Linked DNA regions of Mus musculus: all the other regions are linked to region 1. A link is a loop called in an ENCODE intact Hi-C map of the cell type or tissue named here. Cell type or tissue: heart. All regions are shown on one strand. Links, peaks and the distances in the headings refer to the core of each region. The heading gives the core; the rest is flanking DNA.

Region 1 (7,629 bases), core at 976-5,975:
AGCGTGCTTGGCCTGTCAGAGACATCAGGATACATAAAAATGAGCAGTCCAGCACAGGCTCTAGACTGCATGCGCGTCTACAAGAGAACCTGGTAATATGGTCAGTGTAATAACCATGGCCGTTCCTCTTTGGACCGGACGTGTATTTCTTGTTTACTCTCCACTGAAGTTTCCACCTGCGGAGTCCTCAGCAGAGATGGGGGTGGGACGACTTTCACCTTCCCATTGCCTCCTCTCTGTCTATCCAGTGCCTGATGGGCTTCTCTTCCAAGAGAGGATGCCCTGGGCTGGCCCACCGCACCGCACCCCAAGGTAGTAGTATCCTGAACTAGCTTTTCCTTAACCTTCCCACGGCCATCAAGTCTAACCCTCTCCAGTTTAGCTGAATTGTGTTGTTCTGGCCAGGGGACTTCTAGAATCTGATAATCAATAAATGAACTAAATTGACTTCCCAGAAAACATTCCAAATGCATTCCAGACTTACTAAATACATACCAGTCCCCACCCGAAGGAACCTATCTTCCCCTTGATCGACTGTCTACCAGATCTCTAAGTTATAAATCGGTTCTGTAGCCAGATGTGGTGGTGCACGCCTTTGATCCCAGAACTTGGGAGGCAGGGCAGGTAAATCTTTGGATTCACGGCCAGCCTGATCGACAAAGTGGGTTCCAGGACAGCCAGTGCTGCACAGAGAAACACCGTCTCAAATGAATGAATGAATGAATGAATGAATCGGTCTTGTGTGTGTGGGTACTATACCTGCTAGCAACTCAAGAATAATACACAGTAAAGAAAAAGGAATATAGCTCAGACATTTTCAAAGGCAATGGCCAAGTCAGGTTTACTCAATCATCTCTGCATAGTTTGTTCACAAAAACCTTATCAATCACACTCTCCGGGCCAAGACAGAGAGCAGACTCACATACATAGGTTTTAGTCCAATCATACAGTAAATAGACCATGGCTACCAATACCTTGTCATGGACCCTAAAGCCAGAGTCTATGGCGGAAGTTTTAGCCAACAGGGCATTTCTGCACTCTTCTAAACAACATTTCTTCATTTATAATGATGTACATACAGAGTTACACACACACACTCACCTCTTCAAGCCTCCTAACTGAAAAGGTAATAACTATGGCCTGGTAATATATTCTGGGTTTTCCAAGATGATCTAGTATTCCGTAGTTAATGAATATGAAGGAGAAGTGAACGATACAATTGTGTTCATAAATATGAAGTGGCAATTTTCATCGTGAGTCACAGCTGAGTAAGTCAGTTGGTATAGATGAAGAGTCTAATAATATGCTCCCAGACCTTCCTGAAACGCTCCTCCCCAATCTCTCTCTCTCTCTCTCTCTCTCTCTCTCTCTCTCTCTTCTCTCTCCCTCTCTCTCTCCCTCTCCCCCCCTCTCTGTGTGTGTGTGTGTCACACACACACACACACACACACACACAATTAGTTACTTTTTCTATTGTGACAAACATCCCTGACAAAAGGAACTGGTGGAAGGGCTTGTCTGAGAGGATGAAGGGGATACAATCTGATCAAGGGGGAAGAGGCATGGCGGCCAATACCAGAGGCAGCCAACACCAGAGGCAGCCATCACGCCGCTGTTCCAGCAAGCAGGAAGCAGGGAGAGACAACTGCTGGAACTCAGCTCCCAGTTTCCTTTGTAGTCAAGCCCAGCCCCAGGAACGGTGCCACCCTGTGGGTCTTGCAGCCTCTACAAATCTAAGCTAGAAACTCTCAGCTATGCCCAAAGGTTTTGTTCTGTGATGATTCTAAATCCTATTAGCTTGCCAATCAAGAGCAACCATCGCACAAGCACACAGAGAGTTCACAGTGCAGGTGTTCTTCCTCCAGCCTGGCCAAGGGCCTGTGCTCTGTGCTAATTCTTGGCCACACCCACCGAGGGTAATGGCCCATCCCTTCCTGTCCTTAAACAGCTGAAGGATTCAACTGGGCAGGCCCAGACAGATGCATAACACAGAAGTTCCATTCAGCGAGAGACTTCTTACAGAAACATTGAGCATTCTCACAGGACTATCTGAGTTGTGGGTACCTGTTCTAAGGTGACTTCACACAGCTGATAAGCCCACTCAAACTTCCAAGTCATGGAAGAAACACATTTCCTTTAACTTTGTCCAAATGACTCTAGATACTAGAGTTCTTTCTGTCCATGGCACATCTATTTAAGGATAGCCAGCTGTTTCAACTTTTCCGGGCAGTAAATTGTGGCCCGGGCAACCATATCTGATGCACAGATAGCCTCCTAGTGGCCCACAACATGCCCATCTGTGCTGTTGGCAGGGAACCCAGGAGGAGGTGACTACACCCTGTCTACCCTGATAAATCAACCAAGAAAGGGACTCTAAGACACACCTCCACATCTGATGGACCAAATAAACTACCCCAACTGCAAGGAGCCAAATTGAGCGTGTTTTCCCACGTCTCTGGAAAGGGCATCACAGGCTAATTTAGGGTCTACGCAGCCAAAAAAAAGTGAGTTTAACAAAGGATTTTTCTCAAGGTAGCACTTAAGCAATTACATACAGTAAAATTCTTTAAGTCCTTGGCCATAAACACATTGATTTTGGGTTTTTTTTAGAAATATTGAACCACGGAAAGTAATTACAGCAATTCTTAGGCACCAGGACTATCACTGTTCAAGTTCAAGCGGTCAGAGGCTGGAGAAACTCCACCCATGAGGCACACCATGAGGGTGGACTGACTTCTGAAACCTCGAAACTGGCGGGGGAAGCTTATTTATAAATGAAGTATTCTCTCTCAGGGGCAAAGGTGACATAATTTTGAACTATGTGGAAAGTAAAAGCTTGGGGCCAGGATGCCCTTTAAAGGTTTCGTTTGTTTTTAAAATCATTCTTTTGAATAAACAGCGCGGGGGGGCAAGGACTGTTTGTGAACTGAATGTGGGTTCTACCCGGGCGTGCGCTGCGGATGCTTGGCGCTGGGGATCTGGGATACAGATTTCTCAAGCCAGCGCTATGCTAGGCATCTTTTTTAGTAAGCTTCACCCTCACCGCCAGTAAACAATGAGAAAGCCAGGAGGACAAGCTCCTCCACCACGAAGCAAGTGTGGAAACTTTGAAGCCTTCTAAAACCTTTTAAAAGTTTTTTTTTTAAGTTTTTAAAGTCCCCCCCCTTTCGGTCCGGGTGGCTGGCAATGTCTCTAAAATTCAATCTTTGTTTTTGTCCTTCAGTAGGAAAGCCACACCACGGCAAAGCCCAGGGGATGTGGCTAAGGTTATTTGGGATTGAGAGAGGAGGGTGGCTGGGCTGGGGACTTAGTCTCAAATGAGTTACAGAGAGGCTGTCCAACCCAGACACTCCCCCAAGTACCAAGTGGGAAAGAACAAAACCAGGAACGATCTCCGAGAGGGTGGCGGTCCTCTCGAGCTGGGGACCGGGTGGGGCCCTCCTCAGGAGGTGTTTACCCTACACAGGGACCCTACAGGCCTGGGCTCCCGGCCAGTTTGGCTGCCGCTGCGCGCTGTCGTCAGAGTCCCTGCAGCCCGGGCCACCGCCAGGTGCTCCGCAGTACCTGGCGCCCCTGCCTGCCTTTGTGCAGCGCTCGGCCCATCACCAGCGCAGGCGGGGCTGCCTAGGTCCTCCCCAATGCCAGGAGAACAACTGCGGGATCAGCCTGCCAGGGAGCTCACGCCAGTGCCTGCCCAGGGGAGAGGACCCGAGGGACACAGGCGTGCCCCTCACCTTCTCTAGAGGAGAAAAAAGTCTCCGGTCCCACGGCTGTGCCGGTGAAAACAGACGTGCCCACTCTCAAGCTTCAGACAGCTGGCAGCCACAACAACATTGGCACCAAAACTTTCGCGGCGCAGAAAGTCACTCCAGAGAGTTTTTCTTGTCCCTCCTCTCTCCCTCTTCCCGTTTAAGACCCGGTTTACAGCAAACAGCAGGAAATCAGCGCTCCAGAAGTGCACACTCCCGCGTCCACCTTCTCCACCCCCTGGCCTGGGCAGCTTGCCCAAGGTAGGTGCCCGCTCCGGGGCTTCCTGCCCCATCCCAGGGTCAGGCGTCCTGGGACGCGGCGCAGCCAACTCACCATGGTGACTCCCGCCGCGGTCGCGCCTCCGCCGGGTCCCGCTGCCTAGGCACTGAGGCTGGAACGCGGTCTCCTGGGCGAACTTCAAAAGTTGGTTCCCTTCGCCAAAAAACAAGCTCCCGACACCCAAGCACTCACAGGAGCCAATGGAAATCCAAGAGGGACTCCATCCAGGCGGGATCCGAAACGCTAGGTGAAGGCAAAACTTAGCAGACCCGGTGCACACTCAGACCTGGCGATCCCCAACTGTCTAGAGATGCACCCTGATGCGCTCTGCGGGATTGCTTGTCCAACTGCTTTGCCTGGACCCGCTTTCTCTTAACACTTAATCCGAACTCTTCTCTGGCTCAGGCTGGGCTCGGGCCGGGCAATCTGTCCATAAATGGAGAATTCAGCACAGGCCTGACCAATCAGAATTTGTTTTCGCAGCGTCACTCCTCAGGGAAGCCGAGGTAGCCAACAAGCGTGAACTACAAGAGTTTACAAAGGCCTCTGGATCCTGTAGTCCTGCGGCCTCGCTACCCCGCAGAGCGCGCCGCTGTCCTAGCCGTCCCCAGGGAGCCACCCCCAAACCGAAGGGATGAAAACACTTGGGGAGGTTAGGAAACCGCGCTCCTGTCGCTTCTCTTTACGGAGAAACTTAGCATCGACTTAGCTCCCACTCACAAGTCGCATGATTTTCCTAGATTCTTTTTTTTAAAGAAATATTTTTAACTGCTTAAAAGATCACAAAGTCGCAGCTCAAAGGAAATCCTTTTTCTTTTCTTCTCTCTCTCTTTCTCTCTTTCTCTCTTTTTTTTTTCTTTCTGGATTGTGAGGGAAGTCGAAAATACTTCCTCCACCCGTCTTTTGTACCTGAATTAATTTCCTTGGGAAGGGAGAGGAAGGGAGGGAGGGAGGGGGGGGAGAGAGAGAGAGAGAGAGAGAGAGGGAGAGAGAGAGAGAGAGAGAGAGAGAGAGAGAGAGAGAGAGAGAGAGAGAGGAGGAAGGAGAAGGAGAAGGAGAAGGAGAAGGAGAAGGAGAAGGAGAAGGAGAAGGAGAAGGAGAAGGAGAAGGAGAAGGAGAAGGAGAAGGAGAAGGAGAAGGAGAAGGAGAAGGAGAAGGAGAAGAAGAAGAAGAAGAAGAAGAAGAAGAAGAAGAAGAAGAAGAAGAAGAAGAAGAAGAAGAAGAAGAAGAAGAAGAAGAAGAAGAAGAAAAGAGAGAGACAGAGACCTTGGTCCTCGCGGTGTCCGGTTTCAGGAAGCCAGGTAGCCTAGGAGAGAGGGGAACGGGGATTCCTAAAACAGTATTAGGGAGTCTGACTCCTGGTGAAAGGGAAGACTGAGGAAGTAAACTCGCAGGGCCTCTGCGGGGCTGCGCTCCCAGGATCTGAGGAAGAAGAGTTCAGGAAGAAAAGAGCACAGAAAATCTTGAGATTCGGTCGTCCCCATTCACGTGAACCTAGGATCCTAGAGTTGCAACGGATAGTAAAAAATCAAATCATCTTGGCTAGGACGAGTTTTGCTCTTTGTTTTAATGTGGTGCATACCTTCAGAGGACTATGGCCAAACCAGGAAAAGGAGCGAATGCTGATACACCCTGCAACAGAGAAGGACCCAGGAAACCTAATTATGTGAAAGAGGTTGAGGTCAAAGTTCAGGAGGAACAATTCCGTGTGTTACAGTGGTGGGTAGGAAATGCTGCAGAGAGTAGTAGATCTTGGTTGGCTGCTCGGGACAGGTGTGGTGTGTAGAGGGACAGCTGATGGAACAAAGGGGCTTTGTCTTGTGGGGAGTGGTCCAAGGATGTCCCCTAGGTACTGATGTTGGTAGTAAAGCTGACTATACCCAAAACCGCTGAATTGTGCGTTTTAGAGTAAGAATCTTCTGAATTACATCAATTTTTTAAAGGAGGGAGAGGCACACACACGCCTCTGAGCATGTGCGCAGATGCAGTTCAGAGGACGACTTGTGGGAACTGGTTCTCCCTCCACCATGTTGGTTCCCGGGTTGAACTCGGGTGGTTAGGTTTGGCAAGTGCCATTATCCACTGAGCCATCTCATACCAATTTGAAAGGAAGTCATGTTTGAATTTTTGTGACTATTCCCCCTGTCCGGGCAGCAAAGAACTGAATTCCTTCCACAGGAGATAGGCCAGACACAAGACGCACAACCGTGACACACCTTGCTGGCTTTATGATCTGGTAGGAAGACAACAAGAAATGGTTGGGGGTGGCTCACCTGGAGCTAGTGAGCCTATTTGCTTTGCCAGTGTGAGGACTAGAGTTAGATCCCTAAAACCAATGTGAAAAATATTAAGGTGTCGTGGGATGTTGGGGAGGCAGAGACAGGCAGGAAAGCTTAGGATTCCCTGTCCAAGCAGCCTAGCCTACTCCATGATTTCCACGTCAATAAGAAACTCTAATCTCAAAAACCAAAACAAAAAAGGCAGAGGCCTGAAGGGGTGGTTCAGTGGTTAAGACCACTGGCGGTTCTTGCAGGGGCTTGGGGTTCGATTTCTTATACCTACGTGCTGTTCACCATCCTTTGTCCATTTGTAATTCTGGAAGCTGAGGCAGGAGGATTGATTGCTTCAGCCCAGAAGGTCTAGCCAGCCTGGGTAAGAGTGAGACCCCATTAAGACAAAAACAAACAAAATATAACCGGAAGTAAAAAAAAGAAAAATGACAGCCAAGCCTTTGACACAGCAGGCGTGACCTCCATGTGCCCAGATGTGGCTCCTTATGTCACTGAGGCACTCCACCTTCAAAGTTGTATTAGGTATTTTAAGAACTCGGGAACAGAGATTCCCAAAGAAGAAAGCTGAGCTTACAGACAACACAAGGAACAGTAGGTTTTAGGTCCAAAATAATGACACATGCCTAAGTCGTCATCCCATCCATGGGCTCTGTTTCTCTGTATCTCTCTCTCTCTCTGTCTGTCTGTCTCTCCTTCTCTCTCAACAAGACCTCTCTATATAACCCAGGCTATTCTTAAACCTCCAAACTTTTCTATATTGATACTGGGGCATAACTTACCAGTTAAATGGGATATATTGAAAACTAATAATATATTAGTTTATATATTAAAACTAATTGTCAATTTGATGATTATTTGAGGGGTCTGGTTTGGTTTTATTTTTTGAGACAGGGTTTCTCTGCTCAGCTCTGGCTGCTCTGGAACTTGCTCGAAGACCAGACTGGCCTCGAACTCGTAGATCTGAATTAAAAAAAAAAAAAAAAAAGAAAGAAAGAAAAAAGAAGAAAAAAGTTTAGGGCTTAAAGAATGTAGCTAGTTCAGTTGGTACAGAACCTACCTAGCATGCACTGAGCCCTGGATTTGATTCCGAGCTCATCATAAAATGTGTGAAGTGGTCCACATCTGTTATCTCAGCGTTTGGGTTGTGGAGGGAGAAGGGTTAGGAGTTTAAGTAATCCTCAACTACATAGTGAATTTGTAGCCAGCCTGGGCTGTGCGCAAAAACAAACAAACAAACAAACAAACAAACGAGCAAAGTGCTTTATTTACACTACTGCTCTCTTTTCTAGTCAAGAGGTGCTCTTAATCT
Region 2 (7,629 bases), core at 1,723-6,722, 290 kb before region 1:
AAACTTTATTTTGCTGCAGTTTCAGGAAGTTAGATTTGGCCTGGAGTATATATAGGTGACCCTTACTTTCCACAAGTAACGTTAATTAATTGTCAGCATTTTCAAGTGATTTGGTCAGAATTATAGATCCGTAGTATCTTGGTGGTACAGATGACACTGGGATCCAAAGCTCACTTCTCAGTACAGTTCAATACATATTGAGTGCTGTTTTTCTGACAAAGGAAGAAAGGTATTGTCTTTGAGCTTAGTGTCTTGGAAGGTACATGAGGGTATTTAAACTGTAACGAGAAGACTATGAACGTAGATGGAAGAGACTGAAAAGGAAGCAGTGATTCCTGCTGGGCTTTCTTAGAGATAAAGATGTACTTCAGGGAGAAGGGCTTGGAAGAAGGCAGACGCAGATGACAATGGTGGGAGTTGGAGGAGAGGGAAGGGTTTATGTTTAGACCAGAGGAGCAACAGGTGCGAAGATAGGGTGATAGGAAACAAAGGCATACATCCGGCATGTTTGCAGCCAGGAAAGGGCAACACTTTGGTTCTCTAGGTTTGTTGAAGGAAAAGAGCCAGTTGAAAAAGAGGCAAAAACTCCTGGAGCAAAGTTCCTATGGAGGCAAATGGTTAATGATCGAATGAATTAGTCTTGAGCCGGAGAACGGTTTCTTCCACTCCAACAGGCAAAACGTGATTGCACAAACAGAAGGTTGTTAATTTCAGACAGCAAACCTAGGGTTGGTACAGGATGCTGTGTTGGCTTGTTTTGTTTTGAAAGTGTTACAAGAAACTTAAGAAGACTACTGAAATCTACCCACTGGGTGGGGGCAGGATAGTTAAGACCTAGCATGAAAAGATACTGGAGACTCTGGATTTTGAGCAGTTTTATTTGTTAAACCAAGGATTTAGGACCTGAAGGTGATGAAGGGTTATTAAAGGATTTTAAGTTATTCGTTGCTTCCCAGTTTGCTCTGTCCCGACATCTCTTTAGACTTTAACTCATGGTGGTATGGGAGTATAGGGAGGGGGGAACCAGAAAAGTGCTATTGCATGAATCCAGGTGTGAGCTTCCTCCTTCTCTAACTTCCCCCTTACTGCTGCAGATGCAAACCACAGCAGACCTTTCAGTCTTAAGAATTTTCTGATCTGGGCTTCCTGTCTTGGTTTGTCATCACCATCCCTGCAACTATGTCAAAGGCTATTCTGATGTTTTTGTTTTTGTTTGGTTTTTCAAGACAGGGTTTCTCTGTGTAGCCCTGGCTGTCCTGGAACTCACTTTGTAGACCAAGCTGGCCTCAAACTTAGAGATCTGCCTGCCTCTGCCTGGAATTAAAGGCAGGCACCATTACAGCATGGCTCTTCTGATGCTTTTAATTTCAGTGCTTTAGGCATTCTGCACCCAGCCACTTGCAAACTTTCTACCTGGGTAAATGGCACAATCTTGTATTTCAAAGAGAAGTCAAAGGTTTGACCCCCTTAGGCAAGTAAACCTAATTATATTTGTCCAATCATTTCTTTTCAGTACAATGGCCAATTTTATTCATCTGACCAACCATTGTTCTCCAGGGATTATTGGATCTATTATCATTTACCTCTTCATTTTTCTGACCCTTTTCCCTTCAACATATCAAAAGGATTTAAATCCTTACTCTTTTCTTTTTCTCTTTGTTTCTTTGTTTCTTTGTTTCTTTGTTTCTTTCTTTCTTTCTTTCTTCCTTTTTCTTTCTGACTAGGTATCCTGCTAGACTTGTCTCTTTTTCATTCATTACCAATTTAACAAAATAGTATTAGCTCTGGTGTAACTAGTGTGCAATACTTTCTACATTGGGACTTTTCAGCTGAGATATTGACTTCACAGCCCAGATGACTCTTTGTTGTGGGTGGTGTCCTGCCCATGGCTTGGTGCTTAGTACCTCTTACAAGATGTCAGCAACATTTCCCCAGTTGTGACAACCAAAATCATCTTTTGATTATGTCAAACAATACCCGAGTGTCAAAACCAACTTCATAGAGAAACTCTGTTCTCTATGTCAAGATAATCTATGAAGCTGGTCAAGTTTACAGATCTTTCTATTGCTCAACCAACAGCATTTCATGAATCCATGATCATACTCTTTATTGCTAAATTTCCTCCTAATTTTTTACTACCTATATATCTTGACTCAATTTCTCTTCCTTCCTCCTTCCCTCCCTCCCTCTCTAACACATTCAACTCCTCCTAGAATTTCCTTTCACTTCAGCTCTTTAAATAACAAACATTCCACATATCTATTTCCTCTCATTTCTACTCTGGTTGACCTTACCAAAATGCTTGCTTCAACTGTCAGAAATGTAAGTTAATGAATCCGAATCTCCATCATTAGCCCAGTGGTCTACTTAGTTTTAGATTAACACACTCAACAACCAACTAAGTTCAAGCCTTTGGGTAAACATTAGACACTTCAAAAACTCTACCTGATCAGAACAGACAAGTCTTGCCTCTAACCTAAAGTCCCCAACCCAAGAAGCACACATCTTTAGTCCCAGAAGCAGAGGCAGAGGCAGGCAGATTTCTGAATTCGAGGCCAGCCTGGTCTACAGAGTGAGTTCCAGGAAAGCCGGGGCAATACAGAAAAACCCTGTCTCGAAAAAAACCAAACCTAACCAAGCCCGGAAACAAAACAAAACAAAACAAAACAAAACAAAAAAGTCCTGGGCTTTGATAGTCCCGATAGAATTCTACTTGTAGAGGGCAGCAACTAGGGAGGCTGAGGAAATCCAAATCCAATGTTTTCCATTTCTTCTTCTTTTAAAATTTAAAAATACTCCCAGTTCTTGGGAGGCAGAGTCAGGTGGATCTCTGAGTCTCTGGAGTGAGTTCCAAGACAGCCAGGGCTACACAGAGAAACTCTGTCTCGAAAAACCAAAACCAAACCAAACCAAGCCAAAAAATCACCTTCACTAAATATGGAGAACATGAGTGAATATTATCGACGAGCTGATGTAGAAGGAGGTTATTAATGCTTGTTAAATACTTAATTGGTAATATAAGGTACTTTAAGTCGTCATATTTGACCTCACAAGATCATTTTGAAGCATATAAGGCTATCATGTTTTATAGAAGAGGAAACTGAGATTTATAAAGGTGTTAATAAGTCAGCTTGGGCACCCTCACTTTGCTTTCTGACCGGAAATCTGTCTGATTGACTGCAGAGCCCACTCTCTGTCCTTACATCCTTCTAGGGCACACAATAAAAACTGCAATCTTCTGGGTTTTGTGAGGCAATTAAGAAGTCATCTGCGATTGTATAGCTCCCAGGCTACCTAATAATACATTTGAAATGATTTTGAAAATTCACTTCACCAGTGAGATGAGATCTCTGTTTTGGGTATCATCTGCTGAGAAAGACACTAACCCGTGTTTTTTTGTTTTTTTATTTAAAGGCGCGACTAGTGCAATCAGTAAGCTGGAATAATTTTTAGTTTGAGAAAAAGCAACCAGTACGTAGGCGGAATTATGCTGAAGCACTGTTGAGCCCGAAATCACGGAAGAAAGTGAACCCAACCACCTTATTTTTAACTTAGTCCCACTGGGCCAACAGTTCGCCTAAGCCAGTGCAAAGAGGAAGGACTGGGACGCAGGGGGGCGGTCCCTGGCCCGCACATGCGCAGACATACTGCTGTGAGAGGGCGTGAGGGTCCGGAGCGCTCGCTTTCCGAACTGTCGTAAAAGGGCCCCGGTGTCGCGCTCGCGCAGTCGGGGAGGGCCGGCCCAGGCTGCGGCGGCGGCGACGGCGATGGTGGCGGGGCGCTGGTGCTGCGCGGCGTAAGGCACGCCGGCCGTTCAGGGTCGCGAGCGCGCGTGGGCCGCGATCGGGTGCTCGGAGCCGGGTCCAGCCGAGCCAGGCTCAGCCTCACGCTCCGCGGCGGCGGTGTTGACAGACGCCCTCCTGAGGAGAGCCGCCCGGCCCGCCTCAGCCTCACCCGGCCGAGCGCTGTTCCCCAGCCCCGCGCCAGCGAGTCCGGGACCTGGCCGCACGGGGCCTGCGGACTCGGGTGAGGGCGCCGGCGGAAGGGGGGGGGGTGCGGGGGAGGGGAGCGGCGCGGTGGCGCTTGCGCGCGGCGGGGGAGGGGCCGAGCAGGAGGGAGAAAGAGGAAGGGCCGCGGCGGCCGGCCCGGGTCGGCGACAGGGGAATGACCGCGGGTCCCGGACGGCGCGGAGTGGCTCATTGTGTCCGGGCAAGAGTCCGCCCGCGGACACACCCACGGCCTCTTGGGAGGGGGTGGGTGAGGGGATTGCGCCCCGGGGCCGCCGCTCGCCAGCGGGACTGGGGCTCAGGGCCGAGGAGTGGGGGTGACAATGGAGTGAGGAAGGTAACCCCGGCTGGAGCCGGGAGCCGCCCGGTGCGGGCGGGCACGCGCAGTCCGCGGAGCAGAAGACAGGCGCGTCTGATATTGTGTGGAGTTGGCTGGTTAGTCATTAAAAAAAGATGTTTTCTTTATCCTGCCTAGATAATTGATCGGAGTCAGCAGTGGTGCGGTGGAAATATCGGTTTTTGTTCTGGAGAAATAGAGGTTTGTCACCACACTTCTTAGATTATAGAGCTTTATAGATAATTTTAAAAAAAAAGTGTGACTTTTTAGCGTCCAAAAAAAACAACAACCAAAAACCAAAAAACCAGGAAGTTGTAGCTAGCGCCTTCACTTAATTTGCTCATGTCTGGGGTGACTCCATTGTATTGTTGAGAGCTTTCCTGTTCCTTGATTTATGTACAGAATGAGTTTAGAACTCCTGAGTAGCAGTGAGTGAGCCAGCTGACAGAGACCTCATTGTCAGAGTTCTGACAGCTCTTGAACCTGACTTGATCCAAACTTAGTTCCATTTGGCACTTTTATCTTTAATTTTCTTGTTTTGGGGACCTCTTTAACCAAAGAGAGCAAAATCAAAAAAAAGATGAACAGAGGTTCCTCATATCTTTACCATTTGTCTTTGCAATAGCTCTCACGTGACTTAATACAGATGTCCTTTCAAGAATTCTGATTTTACTTAGCTTTTGAGTCTACGTTAAAGAACCCAAACAAACCCCAAAACCTTCATGTGCGTATATACCAGTGTGTGGGGTCTGTACATGTGAGTGCAGGTGCCTCTGAGGCCGGAAGAGGACCTAGTACTCTGGAGTGGTAGTTAAAGGAGGTTTTGCACTGCCCTGTATAGGTGCTGAGTCCCGATTGGGTCCTCAGCCAGCATAGTAAGCACTCTTGACAACAAACCATTTTTCCAGGTCTGGATTTATATTTTGATAGTTTGTAACTAAGTGATTTTTTGTTTTGTTTTTATTTTAGTAAAAAGGTTTAGTAGAAACTGGTCATTGTAATATTGTGTTACATTGTGACATAGGTTTTAAGGAAGCTCTTCTATTTTGAAGAGAAACAATTTAGCTTTAAATTACTTTTGTAGCAGGAGTGCTGAGTGTGTGATGGCTCGAGTTGCCTTTAATCCTAACATTTGGGAGGCAGAGCCTAGCTTGGTGTATATAGTGAGTTCTACAACAGCCCATACTATGTAGAGAGATCCTATTTTAAATACCCACCCCCAAAATATATATTACTTTTGCTACTTTCTTAGGGTGTAACCATGGACAAATTATTTCATTGTATCCTGCTTGCTTGTTACCTCAGAGTCTCAGTAGTATCTGAAAAAATTACTGAGGGCATTTGTGAGTTGGGTGAATGATAGTGGGGAAAATTAGCAAGAATAATTTTTGTTTGTTTGTTTGTTTGTTTTCGAGACAGGGTTTCTCTGTATAGCCCTGGTTGTCCTAGAACTCACTCTGTAGACCAGGCTGGCCTCGAACTCAGAAATTCGCCTGTCTCTAGTAGTTTTTTTCTTAATAATCAGGGTTGGGTGTCATGTATGTGTGTTTTCTTTTGTCATCTTTCCCCTTTGTTCTCTGTATATTGGTCACTTGTATCCCAGATGGTTCACTAGAAATAGTCAGTCTTTAGCTCCTATACTCAGAAATCTTTCTGCCTCAGCCTCCAAAGGAGCTGGGACTGCAGGTTTCTGTCATTGTACTTGGGTCTCGAGTTTATAGTTGAAAAAAGCTATAATAAAAATAATTAGGCTTAATGAAGAATGTGTGCTAGCTGGGGTTATATTCAGCAAGTTTTGTTTTGGTGTTTCATATTTGTAAGAAATTGAGACATGTTTCTACTGATATTCTAAGAGAACAGCAGTTTATTTGCATAAAGCTAAAGAGCAGTAAGTTTTTGAGCAGGTGCATCTGAGTACAGTTTTTTTTTTTAAGTTGAAAATATGAAATAGAAAATTCATTGTATCAAAACATTCATAGCTTAAAAGTCTTAAAGATGTCATGATTAGCCGGGCAGTGGTGGCACACGCCTTTAATCCCAGCACTCGGGAGGCAGAGGCAGGCGGATTTCTGAGTTCGAGGCCAGCCTGGTCTACAGAGTGAGTTCCAGGACAGCCAGGGCTACACAGAGAAACCCTGTCTCGAAAAACAAAAAAAACAAAACAAAACAAAAAAGTTATGGTAATAAAGGGCTTTGGTATCATGCATTAGTTACAACTTAGTTATATGTGTCCCTGCTTTTACCCCAACTCCATGGACTTGGGTCTTTAATAGAGGGAAATAGACTGACAGAACAACAACAACAAAATAATAGTAATTAAGATTTGTTACATTTGTTTAGGTGTAGTATGGTTGTTGTACATTGGATCTGAATTTATTGTTAACTTTTCTTGAAGTTATAGCCTTCTCAATTAGTAAAATGAGTATAAAATTCATAAATGTTCATTTCTAGCCTCTGGTTTTGGGTGTGTGTGTGCCACATTTAATAGCTTCTATTTTTAGTTCTTTCAATATTCACTGTTAGATTTATCAGGACAGCTCTCTAGAAAGAAATGCTCTATGGAGAGTATAAATTGATGCGTGTATGCAAATAAAGCACATACATATGCATTAACCTTCAATGAAGCCATATTTGTTCATGGTAGTGGATAATTCTGTCCATTGGAGAAGTTACTCAGAGTGTTTTGTTTGTTTTGTGTTTTCCGAAGATGGGAGTGTACTATAACCTGGTTCTCATTGAATATCTCAGGCTGGCCACTCAGGTCACCAAAGTGCTGGTGATTACAAGTGTGAGCTTGTGTCCAGTTTTACCAACCTTTTACACCTTTCAGAAAATTCTAAATATGAATACACCCCCCAAACCCCAACCCCTGATTTTGAGACCAGGCTCTCAGGCATCTCAGGTTAAATTCACTGTAAAGCCAGAAAGTTCCTTGAATTTCTCCCCCTCCCCTCCCCTCCCTTCCCCCCCCCCCTTCTTTCTTTCTTTCCCTGAGACTAGGTTTCTCTGTGTAGCCCTAGAATTCACTTTGTAGCTTAGGCTCAAACTCAGATCTGCCTGCCTGTGCATCTCAAGTGCTGGCATCAAAGGTGTGTGTCAATTTAAGTATATTGAATTTCTAATCCTCTTCTAGATGTGGGATAGTATGGGCTACAGCATTGTTTATAAAAATGATACTTTGGTTTTGGTTTTTCGAGACAGGGTTTCTCTTTATAGCCCTGGCTGTCCTGGAACTCACTTTGTAGACCAGGCTGGCCTCGAACTCAGAAATTCTCCTGCCTCTGC
Region 3 (7,629 bases), core at 1,723-6,722, 160 kb before region 1:
ATTGGGCTCATCAGAACACCAATGGTGGGCAGGAAGGATGTGGCCAGCAGGGTGTAACACAGCCAGTGAACCAAAGCAGAAAGATGACCCAGACAGCAGCCAGAGCCTGCCTCGGGGACCCTGGTTCTTTTTGAGGTAGTGTTGAGGAAGAACACTGGTATATTCCTTGGCTTAGAGTTTTACCACATCCTGAGTTAGTATTTTAAACATTTCATTTGATTGTCCCACCTAGCCCTTTATCCAGGAAACTGGGAATAGATAGAAAGAGAAGCCACAGAGACACAGGCAAGGACAGACACACTACAAATGTGTTTGGGTCAGGGACATGAGCATGTGAAGACCCTGTTTTCTGAGTAGGGAGGCTATGGAGAGAGCCCTGAACTTTGGGCCCATTTCAGTGAGAGCAATTATCCTGATTTGTCCCATAGCGGACTTATATTACTGAAAGGTTATAAGGACACTGGTCAGGAGTGTTGACTGGTAGAACTGTCTCGGTTGGCAACTTGTCCATGGAACCTTACTCCTGTCCTGTTAAGACCCTCTGGGACTACAATGCTCAGAACTTCAGTAGATATCATATACATTCTATTTTTAAAAATTTATAAATGGGGCATGGCAGTGCATACTTGTAATTCCAGTACTAGGGAGGGAGAGGCAGGGGGATATCTGCATGTACAAGAGCATTCTGGTCTATAAAGTGAGTGCCAGGCTAGTCAGAGCTCCATTACAAGATTCTGTTTAAAAAAAAATTGTGTGTGTGTGTGTGCGCATGCATGTGTGTGTGTGTATGTGTGTGTGTGTGAGAGAGAGAGAGACAGAGAGAGAGGCAGACAGACAGAGACAGAGAGAGTGTGTGAGTGTCTCAAGTTATCAGGCTAGGCAGCAAGTATTTTTATTCACTGGACTGTCTCTTCCAGCCCTTCTTTGATATATTTCTTTTATCGATTAATTGATTGATTCATTCATTCAATCATAGACAGTGTCTTGCATATCCCGGGGGGGATAGCATTTCAGTTCAAGATGACCTTGAACTTCTGATCATCTTGTCTTCACCTCTCAAGTGTTGGGACAGCAGACTAGCATCACTACACTGTTAATGCAGTGCAGAGAACAGGACCCAGGGAGGGCTTCCTGCATGCTAGCCAAGCTCTCTATCAACCGAGCCACATCCCTAGCCCCGGGTCTTCTGGGAGAACGGAAATTCTGTTCTCTCTGTCATGAGCCTGGTGGTGTGTTGGCACAGCAGGTGGTGGGCGATGTGGAGAAGAGCCACAGAAGAAGCCCTGCCTCAGCCAGTCCCCGCTCACCTGAGGGACACGGACAGGATCCTTTCCACCTCGATCCTCCGCTTCAGGACTTCCTTCACAACACCTTTGTCTGGGCCTTGCTTCACCTTCTCCCTTCCAATTAAGTACAAGCACTTGGGGGTTAGCAGCAGGTCTCGCTTGACACCCTGTGAGAAGAGGGACTTTCAGAAGGCAGCCAGACACGGTCAGAGAGACAACTGTGACAATACACCACTGCTGCTGACCTGGATGTCGAACGGCTACTGTGTGACTACTGACTCAGGCCCCTTGACAGAGAAGAGGCTCACCTGCATGGGGACGATGATGCTTGACTTTTTTTTTTTTTTAACTTCTAAGATATCATTTGTACATAGTTCTATAATAAGGTATCAGGACACCAAGCATAAAGGGAAGTCAAACATGATGACTTTACAAAGGATTGTTACATCATGGTTATCAAACAGGCTTCCCTCCAGTGTCTGTAGGTACTTCCCTGGGAATCCACACATTACATACAAAAATTGATCTATTTTCATTTTCGTCATTGTGCTGGTTTGAATGGGAATGGCCCCATAGGTTCAAGTGTTGGAATGCTTGACCCATAGGGAGTGGCACTATAATGTGGTATAACCTTGCTGGAGGAAGTGTGTCACTGTGCAGGGTGGGCTTTGAGGTCTTCTATGTTCAAGCTACATTCAGTGACATAGTCTCCTGCTGGCTTCAGATCAAGATTCCAATACCACGTTTGCCTGGACAGTGCCATGCTTCCCACCATAATGATAATGGACTGAACCTCTGAGACTGTAAGCCAGCCCCAGTTAAATGTTTTCCTGTATAAAAGATGCTTTGGTCATGGTGCCTCTTCACAACAATAAAACCCTAACTAAGACAGTCATTAATTAATACACAAATAATATGCTTTGGCATATATGGCTGATCACCTTATTACAGAGCAGTGCAGGAATCCCGAAAACACACCCCGTAGCAGCTGGCCCATTTTCAGGGTGTAAGGAATGACCTCCTATTAGCAAAACAGCATCTTTCTTATTAAGCCAGTGCTGTTTTTTACTCCATTATTCTTTTCTGAGAAGTCACTTTTTAAAAAGTCAGCTGTGGCTGCGGGTGTGCCTCAGGTGGTTGAGTGCCTGCCTAACATGCACGACGCCCTGGGTTCAACCCCCTGCACCACAAAAACTGAGCATCGTGCTCTACATTTGTAATCTCAGCACTTCAGAGCTAAGGCAAGAGGATCAGAAGTTCAAGGTCACGCTGGCTACATAAGGAATTGGAGATCCCTCAAATACATGAGACTTTGTGTCGGAACAAAGATGAAATGTAAAGATTCTACTAAATAGAATACTATGCAGGTATATAAAGTGATTTATAGTAAGATATTCATATGGGAAGTTCTTCCTGGCACAAACAAACAGGACATAAAAGAACATTTTGTATACCTAATAAACATAATGTATACCTTATTTTGCAAAACTAAACATGTGAGTATGTCTGCATATTAAGGTTCTGAAGGACTTTCACAAATTCCAACAATGAGGCTTGATTACTGTTGGCTGCTATATATATGCATTTTTGACTTCTCTGGTTTTTTATCATTTTTTTCAATGTGCAAAGTCACAAGCTATTCTTGTAAATGAGGACTCTGTTGTGACTCTTAACAGATTGCATACCTTGAACCTCCTGTCGTACTTGGTGACTGTGTCAGCAAAGTCAATCTTCTCCCTCTTGCCTACAAACTGCTGCAGTTCCGGGCGCTCCTCCATCCCGATGTAGTCCCCGATGAAGTTTCGGTTGATGCTGTTTCTCCTCCTCTCCTTCTTGTTCAACAGCAGGTCTGAGGCTACGATGTCCAGGAGAGCAGAGAAAGAAGATGGATCAGCAGGGCAGGAAGAAGAGGAGGATGCTCAGAGTGAAGTACACTAAGATTCTACATGATGCGAATTACACACATGCTGTAGGCAGTGTAAGAGACATTTTGTAATCTTATTTAAGCTCAAGCTACCTTATTTTTTGAGAGTGTACTGGCTGGTTTTGTGTGTCAACTTGACACAAGCTGGAGTTATCAGAGAAAGGAGCCTCCCTTGAGAAAATTCCTCTATGAGATTCAGCTGTAAGGCATTTTCTTAATTAGTGATCAAGGGAAGGAGGGCCTACCATGGGTGGTGCCATCCCTGGGCTAGTACTCCTGGGTTCTATAAGAAAGCAAGATGAGCAAGCCAGGGGAAGCAATCCAGTAAGTAACATCCCTCCATGGCCTCTGCATCAGCTCCTGCTTCCTGACCTGCTTGAGTTCCAGTCCTGACTTCCTTTGGTGATGAACAGCAATGTAGAGGTGTAAGCTAAATAAACCCTTTCCTCCCCAACTTGCTTCTTGGTCATGATGTTTCGTGCAGGAATAGAAACCCTGACTAATATGGAGAGGGTCTCACTATGTTGACCAGGCTGGCTTCAGACTCAGAGATCTGTCTGCCTCTGCTTCCTGAGTGCTGAGATGAAGGTGTGTACCAGCACTCCGGGTCCTCACATTGAGTCTCACATTGATTCTCAAGCTTTGTCCACTGGGAGTCAGGGAGGAGGGTCTCCAGGTAGAGATGTTTGCTACTGAGCCTGATGACCCACAGGGTGGAACAGAAGATCTGACTCTTAAAGTTATCCTCTGATTTCTACTGTGAGCTGAGGTACACACACACACACACACACACACACACACACACAAATATACACACATAATAAAAAATTTTAAAATGTTAAATGGGTGAAATAAAGTGATGAAAATACCTTCTTCTCTCATTTGAACATATTTCTTGCGGGCCACGAACTTCCTCCATGTTTTCTGTATCACACGTGCGTAACCATCGTACTTTCTCTCTCTCATCTCTTCTAGAAGAAACAGCTGTGACAGCAGAGAGAACGCATATGAGCCAATCCTTGTGATCTGGTGGACGTCTGGTGGATGTATCAGGTACATCCAGAGCCTTTGGAGGCCAGAACAGGGCACTGGAGCCTCCAAAAGTAGAGTTAAGGATAGTTGTGAGCTACCACGTGGGAACCCAGGTCCTCTGCAGGAACAGCAAGTGCTCTTCACTGCTGAGCCATTTCCCCAGCCACCTGAACATCAACTTTTGTTCTTCCAAGGAGGCTCAGTGCACTAAAGAAACACATAAGAAGCAGCTTCTAATATGAACAAATACTAAAATGATTTCTATGGGATATTTTTTATGAGCAGTACCCACATTTTAGTTATGCTTCTTCCCTTAACAGGAAGGAAAATGGCTGAGTCTAAACACACTAACATGGTCTCCTGCTTCCCTTGCTCAGTCTTGTTGGCTTGTTCCTCTTCCTTGGTCTAAGGAGGAAGCAGGTAGCCAGAGCAAATGAGCGGATGTAGCTTGCTGCGAACAGCCTCAGAATAGAACCTTCCAGTTTCTGCCAGAGCTGAGTTTGAGCTGCTGTGGGAAGAGGGCTGCCCTACTTTTGTGTAGCATGGAAGTCCAGACTTCCTGCCTCAAGCAGTCTCTAAGGAGCGACCAGGGTGCAGGGCAGAAACCACGGCGGCTGCAGCCAGACTGGAGCAGTTAGTCTTGGGCTCTCCGGAGAGCTGGCACAACAAATGCCCACATCAGACTCTGGAGAGCCAGGTCATGCAGACAGCTCATGCTGATGGGTCTCACAGTGAGCTGTGCTTTGGAATCATGAAGACTAACAGAGCTATGGAGTGCCGAGTGTCCATGATAGTCAGAAACACTTTCAGACTGTCCAACTCCTCAGCACATACCTGTGTATTTCAGGATGAGAAGGATGGACCTAGACGGGGCAGGGCTGAATAGAGGACCTTTCTAGGCAGTGACCAGCCCCTTTTCACCAGAACAAAGCTATTTCTAGATCTGCACTTCATCAGCTTGTAAAACTGAGGAAACTCCTCATCCACATCCAAGTAGTGGCTTACGTAGCCATTGAGGGGGGAAAAAGTAAAACAGACCAATACAAGCTCTACAGATAATGTCTAATCACCACGACAATGTTACAGAAAGGGGCCAGAGAGAAGGACAGGTAGTTGAGTGCTTATTGTCTTGCAGAGGGTCTGACTTTGGTGCCCAGAACCCACGTGAGGAAGCTCACAACTGCTTATGGCTCCAGGGACTTCTGGATTTTCTAAGGACCTGCACTCAGGTGCACCTATGTCCACACTGCCATGCATACACATGTGAATAAAAATGAACACAAATAAATCTTTTTAAAAATTTCCAGAAGTAAGCAAGGGAACTTGGTTTGAAGGAAGCTGAGACTGTTGTCTGGGTTCTTCTGTGTCTGTGTTATATAAGAGCCACATTCTTGCCATTCAGTGTCTCCCAGTCACAGCTCTGGATGCATTTGCTTTTCTGGAAACATCCCGAAAAGCAAATGCCAGTAGAGAGGAACACTGAGCCCTACAGCCTGCAGTGTAGTCCCAGCGGGAGTGAGGGACAGATTTCTAGTCCTAAAATGGGGATCACAGCTTAGCAACTGTAAGATGCTTAAAATCTGAGCTTCAAGGCTGCCTGTGGGAGAATGCTTGTTGATATTCCCCATCTTGGTTTGTCCAGTTTCTGACTGGGGCTGGCTTCCCATTTTTCCAGAGCTAATCTGGCAGGATGTATGTAATAAATCTGTGACCAGAAAGAAAGGAGATGACACCAACAGCTCCCAACAGCCAAGAGATTATTTCAAAGTTTAGATGGGTTGTAGGTGTTTCTCTGGTTTTTGCTTTCCTCCCTTTAAAAGACATCAGGGAGGAATGAGAATAAAGAGCAAGAGAAAAACCAAACACATAGTCGCATAGAACAAAACACAAACTCTTTGGTGTCTGATATCTTAAGCCAGTTTTTGAAGAAAAGAGATTATTTGGTGGGTATTGGGCGAACTTGTAAGAGGTGGGGAAAAAAATCACGAAGTAGTCTTGCTCTTTTGAAGATTTATTTTTATCTATGTGTATGTGTCAGTGTGGGTGGGTACCCTGGAGGGCGGAAGAGGACATCAGATCCTCTGCACTTGGAGGTTGTGAGCTCCTGATGTGGGTGCTGGGAACTGAACTTGGTCCCTGGGAGAGCAAGAAGCTCTTGTAACCACTGAGCATCTCTCCAGCTACATAAGGCAGGTTTTACGAAACAAACTCTGGAGACAGTGCTTTCAAGTCAAGGCAAGATGTGGACAGAAGAGGAAGGGGGTGGGAGAAGGAAAGGTGATGGTGTGCACGCATGCACAAGTTCAGAGAAGGAGAAAAGAGAATCAAGAGATGGTCAGCAGGTGTTGGGAGGAAGGCAAGCAGAAGAAGGACCAAAATAAACGTGGGTTTCAGATATAAATGCCAAAGCTCAATCAAATCAGAATAAAAAAATCAGAGAAAACTATTGAGGCCGTTTTAATTATACATGAAGATTTTCTAAGTCAGAAAGTGATCCTTATGAGATGTTGGAGCTCGGTGTTGTCCTGACTAATCACTCCAGCCCGTTTTAGATAGAACAGGAGCTGTTCTGTGGGCTGCCTAATGGCGTATGACACAACATTTTCATTTTATATTTGGAAACGAAATTGCTATGAGACTAGGAATAACTCAGTGTGAAGCAGTGCTACCACCACCTTATAGACGGGTCTACTGGCGGGTGCTGCGCAGTTCTTTAATAATATCCATGGCTTGCCCTGCCATTCAGCTACTACCTCCAATACTTCTGTCTCAGGCTCTTTCTGCAGATGGAACAGGAATCAGGAAGAGAAGATTGCTGTGAGATTTGCCTTCTCTTCTCTTCTCTTCTCTTCTCTTCTCTTCTCTTCTCTTCTCTTCTCTTCTCTTCTCCCCTCCCCTCCCCTCCCCCTCCCCTCTTCTCTTCTCTTCTCTCCCTCCCTTCCTCCCCCCCTCTCTCTTTCTCTCTCCCTGGCTTTCCTGGAACTCTCCTGTAGACCAGGCTGGCCTCAAACTCAGAGCTCTACTGCCTCTGCCTCTTGAGTGCTGGAACTAAAAGCCTGTGCCTCTATTGCCCAGCCAGAATTTGCTTATTTCTTGCAACACTATTTATACCAATGCTATTTCCTCTTGGGCCGATGTGTAAAATTTCCAACTTCACCATCATTTCTCTTTTTTAAAAAAACATAACACTGGGCTGGAGAGATGGCTCAGCGGTTAAGAGCACTGACTGCTCTTCCAAAGGTTCTGAGTTCAATTCCCAGCCAACACATGGTGGCTCACAACCATCTGTAATGAGATCCGAGGCTCTCTACTGGTGTGTCTGAAGACAGCTACAGTGTACTCATATAAATAAAATAAATCTTAAAAAAAAACCCCACAATAACAACA

The links. A loop is a pair of places that touch in the nucleus more often than their neighbours do. Peaks named below come from ENCODE experiments on the same cell type or tissue, not always from the same donor. Only the 100,000 strongest peaks of a DNase experiment are listed, where the experiment ranks them.
Region 2: a loop joins it to region 1, with 10 times the contacts of the local background. A loop is called at or near these places in 4 of 42 quality-filtered maps.
Region 3: it touches region 1 in a loop (2.5-fold over the local background); 3 of 42 quality-filtered maps call a loop at or near these places.

The regions. Positions count from the first base shown.
Region 1 is chr9:70,204,158-70,211,786 of GRCm38, reverse strand. It overlaps Myo1e (myosin IE), which reads right to left and starts at 4,437. Exons shown (of 28, transcript NM_181072.3): 1 at 4,084-4,437. The coding sequence starts at 4,086. The region is part of intron 1 of Gm26849 (a long non-coding RNA gene); the gene reads left to right. In heart, for the core only: a CTCF peak has its summit at 3,537; DNase peaks (open chromatin) are centred at 1,906, 3,516 and 4,486; H3K4me3 peaks cover 2,425 bases; H3K27ac peaks cover 2,313 bases.
Region 2 is chr9:70,499,856-70,507,484 of GRCm38, reverse strand. It overlaps Rnf111 (ring finger 111), which reads left to right and starts at 3,710. Exons shown (of 15, transcript NM_033604.3): 1 at 3,710-4,026; 2 at 4,483-4,545. In heart, for the core only: no CTCF peak of the experiment used is centred there; DNase peaks (open chromatin) are centred at 3,634 and 4,134; H3K4me3 peaks cover 2,327 bases; H3K27ac peaks cover 1,667 bases.
Region 3 is chr9:70,364,181-70,371,809 of GRCm38, reverse strand. Myo1e (myosin IE) reads right to left here. Exons shown (of 28, transcript NM_181072.3): 20 at 4,080-4,194; 21 at 2,972-3,141; 22 at 1,308-1,453. Among named protein-coding and RNA genes, the nearest start is that of Mir5626, 38 kb to the left of the region's middle. In heart, for the core only: no CTCF peak of the experiment used is centred there; a DNase peak (open chromatin) is centred at 4,729.